Regions from separate parts of the Homo sapiens genome. Here region 1 is linked to region 2. A link is a contact called in ENCODE Hi-C or POLR2A ChIA-PET data. All regions are on one chromosome and are shown on one strand. The core of a region is the stretch at or near the end of the contact, and the rest is flanking DNA. Distances in the headings are between cores, read along the strand shown. Region 1 overlaps NHSL2 (NHS like 2). Region 2 overlaps NHSL2 (NHS like 2).

Region 1 (4,133 bases), core at 1,196-3,695, 110 kb after region 2:
TCTCGGCTCACTGCAACCTCTGCCTCCCGGGTTCAAGCAATTCTCCTGCCTCAGCCTCCTGAGTAGCTGGGATTACAGGCCCCCACCACCACACCTGGCTAATTTTTTATTTGTATTTTTAGTAGAGATGGGATTTCACCATATTGGTCAGGCTGGTCTCAAACTCCTGACCGCATGATCCACCCACCTCAGCCTCCCAAAGTGCTGGGATTGCAGGCGTGAGCCGCCACGCCGGCCACCAGTATCCCCATTTCTAGTAGCCACATTTAAAAAGTAAAAAGAAAAAGGTGAAATTAATTTTAATAATATATTTAATTTACTCCAATATATCAAAAATAGTGTCTTACAATGTAATCAAATATTAAAAATTATTAATGGGATACTTTACATTCTTTGTTTCATATTCAGTCTTTGAAATCTGGTGTATGTTTTACACATCCAGCACATTTCAGTTCAGACTGCCAATTTCAAGAGCTTAAGAGCCACATGTGGCTTCTGGCTACCGTATTGAACAGTGGAAGTTGAGCAGGCAGAGAGATTCAAAATGTCACCTGAGCTGTGTGTCTCTGTGGTTGGTAGGAATGGATTAGAAGGTCAGACATTGAGGACAAAATCCTCAACTTCACCACTCAAGGCAACTCATGAAGCTTCTCAGGGTCTTGGTTTGTGGACTCCAATAAATTCAACGTATGCTGGTTGAGTGCAGACCAGAACAGCCGAGCCAAGTACAGTCAGGCCTCGCTTCACAATGGGGATACGCTACGAGAGAAATGCGTCATTAGGTGATTTCCTCATTGTGCAAACATCATAGAGTGTACTTACACAGACCTAGATAGTGTAGCCTGCTGCACACCTAGGCTATATGGTACAGCCTATGGCTCCAAGGCTACAAACCCATACAGCACGTGACTGTGCTGAATACTACAGGCAGTTGTAACACGATGGTACTTATCTGTGTATCTAAACATAACTAAACCTAGAAAAGATAGAGCAAAACTATGGTATCATCTAATGGGGCCACTGTCATATATGCAGTTGTCATATATGCAGTCCATTAAGCAGGGGTCCTCAACCCCTGGGCCATGGACCCGTACCAGTCCATGACCTGTTAAGAACTGGGTCACACAGCAGGAGGTGAGTGGCAGGCGGGCGAGCATTACCGCCTGAGCTCCACCTCCTGTCAGATCAGCAGCGGCATTAGATTCTCATAGGAGCAGGAACCCTACTGTGAGCTGTGCATGTGAGGGATCTCAATTACTTGCTCCTTATAAGAATCTAACTAATGCCTGATGATCTGAGGTGGAACAGTTTCATCCTGAATCCATGCCCCCACCCAAGTCCGTGGAGAAATTGTCTTCCACAAAACCAGTCCCTAGTGCCAAAAAGGTTGGGGACTGCTGTGTTAACTTACATGCCATTATGTGGCATATTGCTGTACAAATGGCCCTGGCCTTTCCACAAGCCGTAGCATGGCCACAGAGATATAGAAAGAGCCTGAGTGCTCACGAGGTGATTATCTGAGGTCTGTCACAGGTTCCCCTTTCTTTGCTTTCAGAGGCATCTCTGTTCACAGCGTCTCATCACACTCAAAACCCAATGCCTGTTTCCTTTTTTTTTTTTTTTTCAAAAGCAGAGTGTGTGGCAACGGGGCTCTGAGGAAATCCCTACCACTGTGGTTGGGGAGGGTGTGGTGTGAAGAACCCACATTGTGGCTTACTCAACTGTGAGATCTTAACTCTGTGGCCCCAGAGCCACTGTGCTCCTGGGCGGCAGTGGTGACAGCCATGGCGGCACAGCTTAGAGCCTGGAATGGTAAGCATGGGCTCAATTGCATCCTGCAAGAAGACTCGCATCAGGGTTTGAGCTCGGGGTTTGGTGTCTGGGTGGGTGTCGGCAGAATGGGAGGAGGCAGGTGGCTGGAGAGCACTGGGGACAGGTGGAGCAGCCAGTTTTGCCCTGGCCTGAGTCAGGCCAGGTTTGGGAAGCATTTGGACTCCACAGCAGGCTTGGGTGCTCGGCCCCTGGATTGACAGGAAGCTGAGAAATGTGATTATCTCCCACGGGACAACATGCTGTCCCCAAACAAAGGTGGCGGTCGCATGCCCACTGCCTAAGTTCTAAACGAGCCCTCCCCCAGCCTTTTCTCCCCAAGCTGGCCAGCTACAAGACCCAACCCCATGGTGGAGCCGAGGGTTCAGAGCAGCTAGGCACAGGAGAAAGGAATTTCCTCCTGTGGCTGCCTGGGAGGGAGCTCTTTTTCATCGGCCCCACCTGCCAGCTTCCCCATTACCAGGCCGAGGAGTGGAACACCAGCATTCCTTTTCCCTTCCTACTGCTGCCTCCTCCAGCCCTGCAGCCTAGAAACTCTCAGTGGTATCAGACTCCTGAAGCACCAGGCAACAGCCCAGCTTCTTTCTGCTTGGTCACACAAGCTGTGGCCTCCCAAATCATGCCTGGGCTAGGAAGACAGAGCAGTGTCACAGGAAATCTAAGTCCCATGCACATGGTGATCTCACCCCAGCCTCTACTGCTTCAGCCCCCTCCTGAGGCTGGCCAAAGCGTAGAAGCCCTGCTGATTAAGCCTCTTCCCTGAATGTTGGCAGCCTAGGCTCTGCACTAACTTAGCACCTAGTGCAGAGCCTGTCACGTGCATGGGAGCTACCCAGTAGCATTCTCTTGGACGGATAAATGCATGGGTGAATTAACATGCTTTGGATATTGTCTTTGTTGTACCTCCTCAGGGCTCCCAAAGCCTTAAAACTAGAACTTGTCACCTCATCACTTTAGAACCTTCTATTTGCAGGCATCTATGCACCTGCTGATCTCTCCCACTAAGAAAAGGTGACAAGAGAAACCAGCCAGGGGATTCCTGAGGGTAGTCTAGGAGTCTCGAAGCCTTGCAGTGGTCTTCCAGGCTGAATCATCCTACCTCGAGAACCAAGAGCATGAGAGTTGGCATCAGACAGACTTAGTTCAAGTCTCAACCCTGCTATTTCCTGTATATATAATCTTAGTCAAAAGTCATTTCACCACTCTTAAGATTTAGTACTCTACTCTGTAAAATGGGGCTAAAAATACCTACCCAGCATTATGGTGAGGAATAAATGAGAAAATGTGTTAGGTTGAATCCTATGAAACTGTCCAAAGCATTTAAATGCCAGCAAATTTGTATGGTTCAACCTAATATATAAAGTAGCCTTTATAAACTATAAAGTATAATAAATAGCCCTATATAAGTATTCATTATTCTTAACAGATATAATTTGTAAGTCACAGAATATTGTTTCTTGCAGTATTAGTAATCCCTTTCATCAGAATACAGGTCAAACTAACAGAAGAAGCCACTTATCTGACAATCGTGGGCTGCAGGCATTTCCTGGAGCATTTTGGCCTGGGAAATAGGGAGCAGGTATTTTTAGGAAACTAGACTGGTTCATGGAAAGCAATGGAGGTGAACACCAGGGTGACTCGTGACAGCTCCTACCTGGAAATGATTAACCCGCAAAAGCACAGTAGGAGTTGGCACATTCTCTTGCCCCAGATGGGAGTACCCACTCCCTAGCTCCAGTAGCAAAGCAGAGGCTGCCTAGGACAAACATTCCTTCCCGGGGGACAGAGCCAAAGGGTCCTAGGCCAGCAGACATCTGGAGGAAACTAAAAACAGCTTCTTGCCAACTTTTCCCTCCCTAGTGGCAGCTATCAAGCCCAGGTAGCTCCTCTTGACCTAGCAAAGTCCCACGCCTGGGAAAGCTTGGATTTGGAACTGATAGCTGCAGTGGCCACAGTGGAGGGAGTGGGGGAAGGTTCTCACCATATTATGCATCGCTCCCTCAATCCCAATCCTAGATGTAAAGGTCACTGGGATTTCAGGCCAGAGGGGACTGGGAAGAGTCCAGAGAAGTGCCCACAGATTTGCTCTGCCTCCGTTGCTGGCACCCCAGGCCAAGGACTACTGAAGCACTAAACAAACAGTTATAAACTTCCTAAGCAGTGTTTCTCACCGAGGGCATCATGGCCCTTGTGGGTAAGACAATTCTTCATTGTACAGGACAGTCCCATGCATTGCAGAACATTTAGAATCTGGTAGCAAGGTAAGAGTAGAGCTGGATGAGTCCCAGGTCCAAGGTTCAGGA
Region 2 (4,218 bases), core at 1,365-3,864:
CCCAGACTCAATTTTCCATACTGAGGAAGGAGAGGCTAATAACATAAAACAGACAGTCCCAGATTCTTTCTATTGGTCTACAGGCTGCTGTCACAGAAAAACATTTGGACGTTCCCACCCACATACTTTCCCCCAACCCATGTCCTCTGGGTTCTCCCTCTCTGTTGGCGATCCAGCCATCCAGCCCACCTAGGAGTCATCTTCATTCTACCATCTCCTTGCCTCATAACAACCCTTCTCCTTCACCCGTGGGCCACCCCTTCTACACACACACACACCCATACCCAAGACCACCCCGCTCACACTGTTGATTTGCAGGGTCTTACACATTCACCCTTTCTCCTTTCTTGTTAGTGACCTCCAACCTCATCACCTCAGGCCTACTACTTTCTGTGCCTCCAGTTACACCTCCCACAACACTGGCCTGGCCCCAATCCATCTTGTCAACACTGCTAGATGAATCTTCCTGCAGAACAGCTTTCCAAGGCCTGCTCAGACTTCCCCAAGGCTTCTCTGCTGCTTCCAGCATAAAATCCAAATGCCTCAGCCTGGTTTTCGAGACCCCATTCTACCTGCTCTCTATTTCTATTTCCAAGCTCTGTTCTTGCCACTTCCCTACTGGACTGAGAACTTCTTGAAGATGAAGAACAAGCCTGGCTAACTACTGGGGCTGTGACAGGACAGGAGAGTGTCTAGGACATTGGGAGTCAGGACCTGTTTGCTGAGGGAGTGAAGGAATGAAAGAATGAGCGTGGTTAAGCCATCACAAGACTCATTTTGCCAAATAGTTGTGCAGGGTCCTCTGTCACTGACCAGTTGGGTGACCTTGAATAAGTCCCTTCCTCTTTCTGGGCTTCGTGTCTTCAACAGGTGTCTCAAACTTGCAGCTCTTGGGCCCAAAGGGCCTGCAAACATGTTTTGTTGGTTGGCACATTAACGTGATTTTGAATGCCTTTCTGGAAAGCGTGTGTGCTGTGGTTCCCCACTCTTCTCCCATTTTCTTACACCTCCCCACCTCCCTTATTTTCATTAGCTGCTTGGTGCCTAAAGGCATTTACATTTGTGACTCTTGGATTAGGTGGTGTTTACTCACCTTTCAACTCTGGCGTGGCTGGAATTCTCTGTTTGACCTGCTTTGAAATGAAAATTGCAAGTGCTTTGCTTAAGTGATTCCCAGTGTCATCTAATATACAGCAGTCAGGCCAGACTAACTTTGCCTTCCCAAAACAGGCCACCAAAGAACAGTGGAATATGCCGTTAGTATTTCTGACTTTGGCAGTCAGCTGCAGAGGGAGATTTTATTCCATTGAAAATAATTGTCTTTACATAGCCCAGCACAAGTGGTGCCCATTTATAGACTAGAAAGGACCAAGCACAGCGTGCCTATTGGCAGCCAGCTGGGCCTATACAGAGGGCACTGGTTGCAGGCACAAAGTGTGAATTTAGCCCAAGTTGCCTAGCCCAGTCCTTTCCAGAACAAAGTGCTGAATGAGGGGTGTGTGCTAGAAGCATTTCTCTCTCTCTGTCTCTCTATGTCTCTCTGTGTGTCTTTCTCTTTCTCTCTCTCTCTCTCTCTCTCTCTCTCTCTCTGTCTTTGGCTGTCAGTGGCCTAGTTTGCACTAAGACTCCATAGAGATACGCACAGAGGGCAGGGAAGATCAAGGAGGCATTCTCATCACTGGGTTCCTTTGCATTAGCCAGGCCCAAGGGCCACATGAGTTGCAGATCTGCCTGGCCACAGGCAGGCAAGGCACAGCTCACTGGGAGATGCTAGACAAACACAGCAGCTGCTGGAAGGCACTTGCGTAGTCTGGACAGCAACTGAGTCCCACACATTTGGGCAGCATCTGGGTGAAAGGTACTGGGAGGTGGGCAGAGAGGGCTGGTGTGGGTGTATGTGCCCATCACTGGGCATAGTCAGGCACTGGGTCAAAGTGGAAGCACTGATGACCTGTGGAGCCAAATGGCTGCAGTCACTGGGTGTATGTAGAGCCTGGGTGTCCCCAAAATCAGTGTGGAGGGCGTAGAGGGGCTATTCAGTTAGGGACACATAATAACATATCCACCTGTATGTAGCAGTTGTAGGCATCTGAGATAGTGGGTGGGGTGGGGAGGTGAGGAAGGAAAAGGGGAGAAGAAAGACTGTTTCTGACTAAGCTGTTTCATGTGTCCAGAACAACTGCAGGGAGCTTCCTGGGGGAAAAAGATTGACTATGTATCTTTGTCTCCCTGTTTCTGCCCTTTCCTGCTCTGCTGCTTAGGAACTCAGGGAGACAAAGCCCTAGTACTGTTTGTCAAAGTCAAATAGAATGGATAAAGCAAACTTTCCAAAGAAACTTTATGGAACACATTTCAAAGCCCTGGAGAAGCAATTTTAGGGTTTTTTGTTTTGTTTCTTTCTGTTTTTGGTTTTCTTTGCATGACTGCCACTAACTTATGTCAGCAAGGCGTTAAGTGAGACACTTAAGATCATTGCGGCTGCCAGGGGAAGTGGGTACACCCGCTTGTGGGGCTGTAAGACAGCACAGTCGCTGAAGGGCATTAGAGCTGGGCTGGGTTGGGCTAGGCTGTGGCTGGGACTGAAGACCGTGAACACAGCGGGACATGATGTGGTGTTGGTATGACTGTGGGTGTGCTGTGTGTTATGTACATGTTTGTGACAGCACTGAGGGACCTGGCTGTAGCTGTAGTGTGTGGATTTGTTCCGTGTAGCTTGAAACCAGGGTGCTCTGGCAGCGACAGGAACAAGTATGGGCCACAAAGCCAGAGAGCCCCAGTGTCAGCTAGATGGGAGGGGCGGGAACTTTTCTCACCTTCATTTCCACATAGCCAGCTGGGCCTGTGTCTCTGGCAGTAGTTGCTGGTGTCTGAAGGCTTTTATTCCACCTCTAACTGGCCTGCAGTATTCCAGCTGGAAGCCGTGGAAGCCCACACATTGACTTGTGCCGTTTCTGGCACACTCAGCTACCCCCAGTGGCCTGGAAGCCCAGCTTTTCCTGCATAGCCCTTGGTTGAAGACCCATACCTGAGCCTTATGTTCAGCGAAAGGCCTTATCATCACACAGTGAGGCTTCCTGCTAAAATGCAATCGCCTACTGAGATGGGAGCCATGGAGGGGATTCTGGGGTTGCTGTTCTCTATCTTTTGAGTAACTGGGGGTCAAGGTAAGCCAAGCCCTGGCCTGGTCTGCAGCTGCTGTCTGCACACTGCCCAGCCTCTCCACCCACTTCCACCATCACAAGGAGAGCTCTTGAGTACCCTGGAGGGTCTGAGGTAGACATGATGGTCCTGTAGGTGGTGGGCATTTGGGTTGTCATCCCCATAGCTACTAACCAGCTGGCCAGGCCTGGCATGGTATGGAGGCTCTGTCTGAATGAGCCAAGGATGCTCCGTCTTTAGCAGCAGGACTTTTGAGCAGTGAGAAGGCACTGGGGTTCCCTGGCCAGAGGAGGCAAATCAAATGCACGCAGGGCTACACTCCCCACCTGCCTCCCAGCAGGTACCATAAGGGTGAGAGTCGGCCAAGTGTAAGACAAGTCACGGTGTGACCAACCATAATGCCTGTCTTTTTACATTACTTTTGAAAACACTATGCAGGCCAAAACCAAAAAAAAAAAAAATATATGGCCAAACCAAAAGCATCTGCAAGCCACATTCAGCCTTCTGGCTGCCAGTTTGTATCAAATGTGAAAAGCAAAATTTAGTTGTACATCACTGAGAATTCTTTTGGCCTGGTGAACTCTTTCTTGGTCTTCCACATCTAGCTCCAATGGCATCTCTGAGCCACTTTCTCTGACCCTCTCCTTAGGCCAAACAAATGCTTCTCCTCTCTCTGATCCCTTAGTATCTATTGTAACATATTAGTATATTCATTCATTCATTCAATAAACCTCTATTGACTACTCTGGCAAAGGTAGTGCTGGGGTTACAGAGATGAACAAATAAGAAATAACCCCTGCCCTCGAGAAGCAACCAGCCTGATTGGAGGAAAGATGGGAGGGCAGACAGACTGAGAGATCCCTGAGGGAGGCTCCCTCTGTGTGTGTGTGTGTGTGTGTGTGTGTGTGTAAAAGTTGAGGAAGGTAGGCTTCGGGTGAAAAGGAGATGGCTCAGCCAGGTGCTGGAGGAACAAAATGAGTAAATCAAGCTGAAGAGGAGGCAGGGCCTTACTGGCGCAGGGAGCCCCTGAGCAGACCCCTGGAGTTATGGATACCAATG

Evidence for each region. A loop is a pair of places that touch in the nucleus more often than their neighbours do. ChIA-PET counts read pairs that join two places held with the same protein, here RNA polymerase II (POLR2A). Pooled maps may share reads with other maps.
Region 1: a loop to region 2 is called in a map of natural killer cell, with 8 times the contacts of the local background. The contact joins two enhancer-like sites. A Hi-C loop is called at or near these places in 2 of 168 maps with a recorded cell type or tissue (natural killer cell and transverse colon), 1 of 37 single-sample maps with no recorded cell type and 5 of 50 pooled maps. POLR2A ChIA-PET finds 5 or more read pairs at or near these places in 1 of 52 experiments (activated CD4-positive, alpha-beta memory T cell).

The regions. Positions count from the first base shown.
Region 1 is chrX:72,099,431-72,103,563 of GRCh38, forward strand. The region is part of intron 1 of NHSL2 (NHS like 2); the gene reads left to right. Among named protein-coding and RNA genes, the nearest start is that of RTL5, 30 kb to the right of the region's middle. RefSeq lists a silencer at 1,687-1,806. Within about 2 kb of position 2,446, at least 7 of the 41 ENCODE cell types and tissues checked have a DNase peak (open chromatin) inside an H3K27ac peak, as active enhancers do; they include natural killer cell, where a contact is called at or near this core.
Region 2 is chrX:71,990,262-71,994,479 of GRCh38, forward strand. All of the region lies in intron 1 of NHSL2 (NHS like 2), which reads left to right. Among named protein-coding and RNA genes, the nearest start is that of NHSL2, 82 kb to the left of the region's middle. Within about 2 kb of position 2,615, at least 3 of the 41 ENCODE cell types and tissues checked have a DNase peak (open chromatin) inside an H3K27ac peak, as active enhancers do; they include natural killer cell, where a contact is called at or near this core.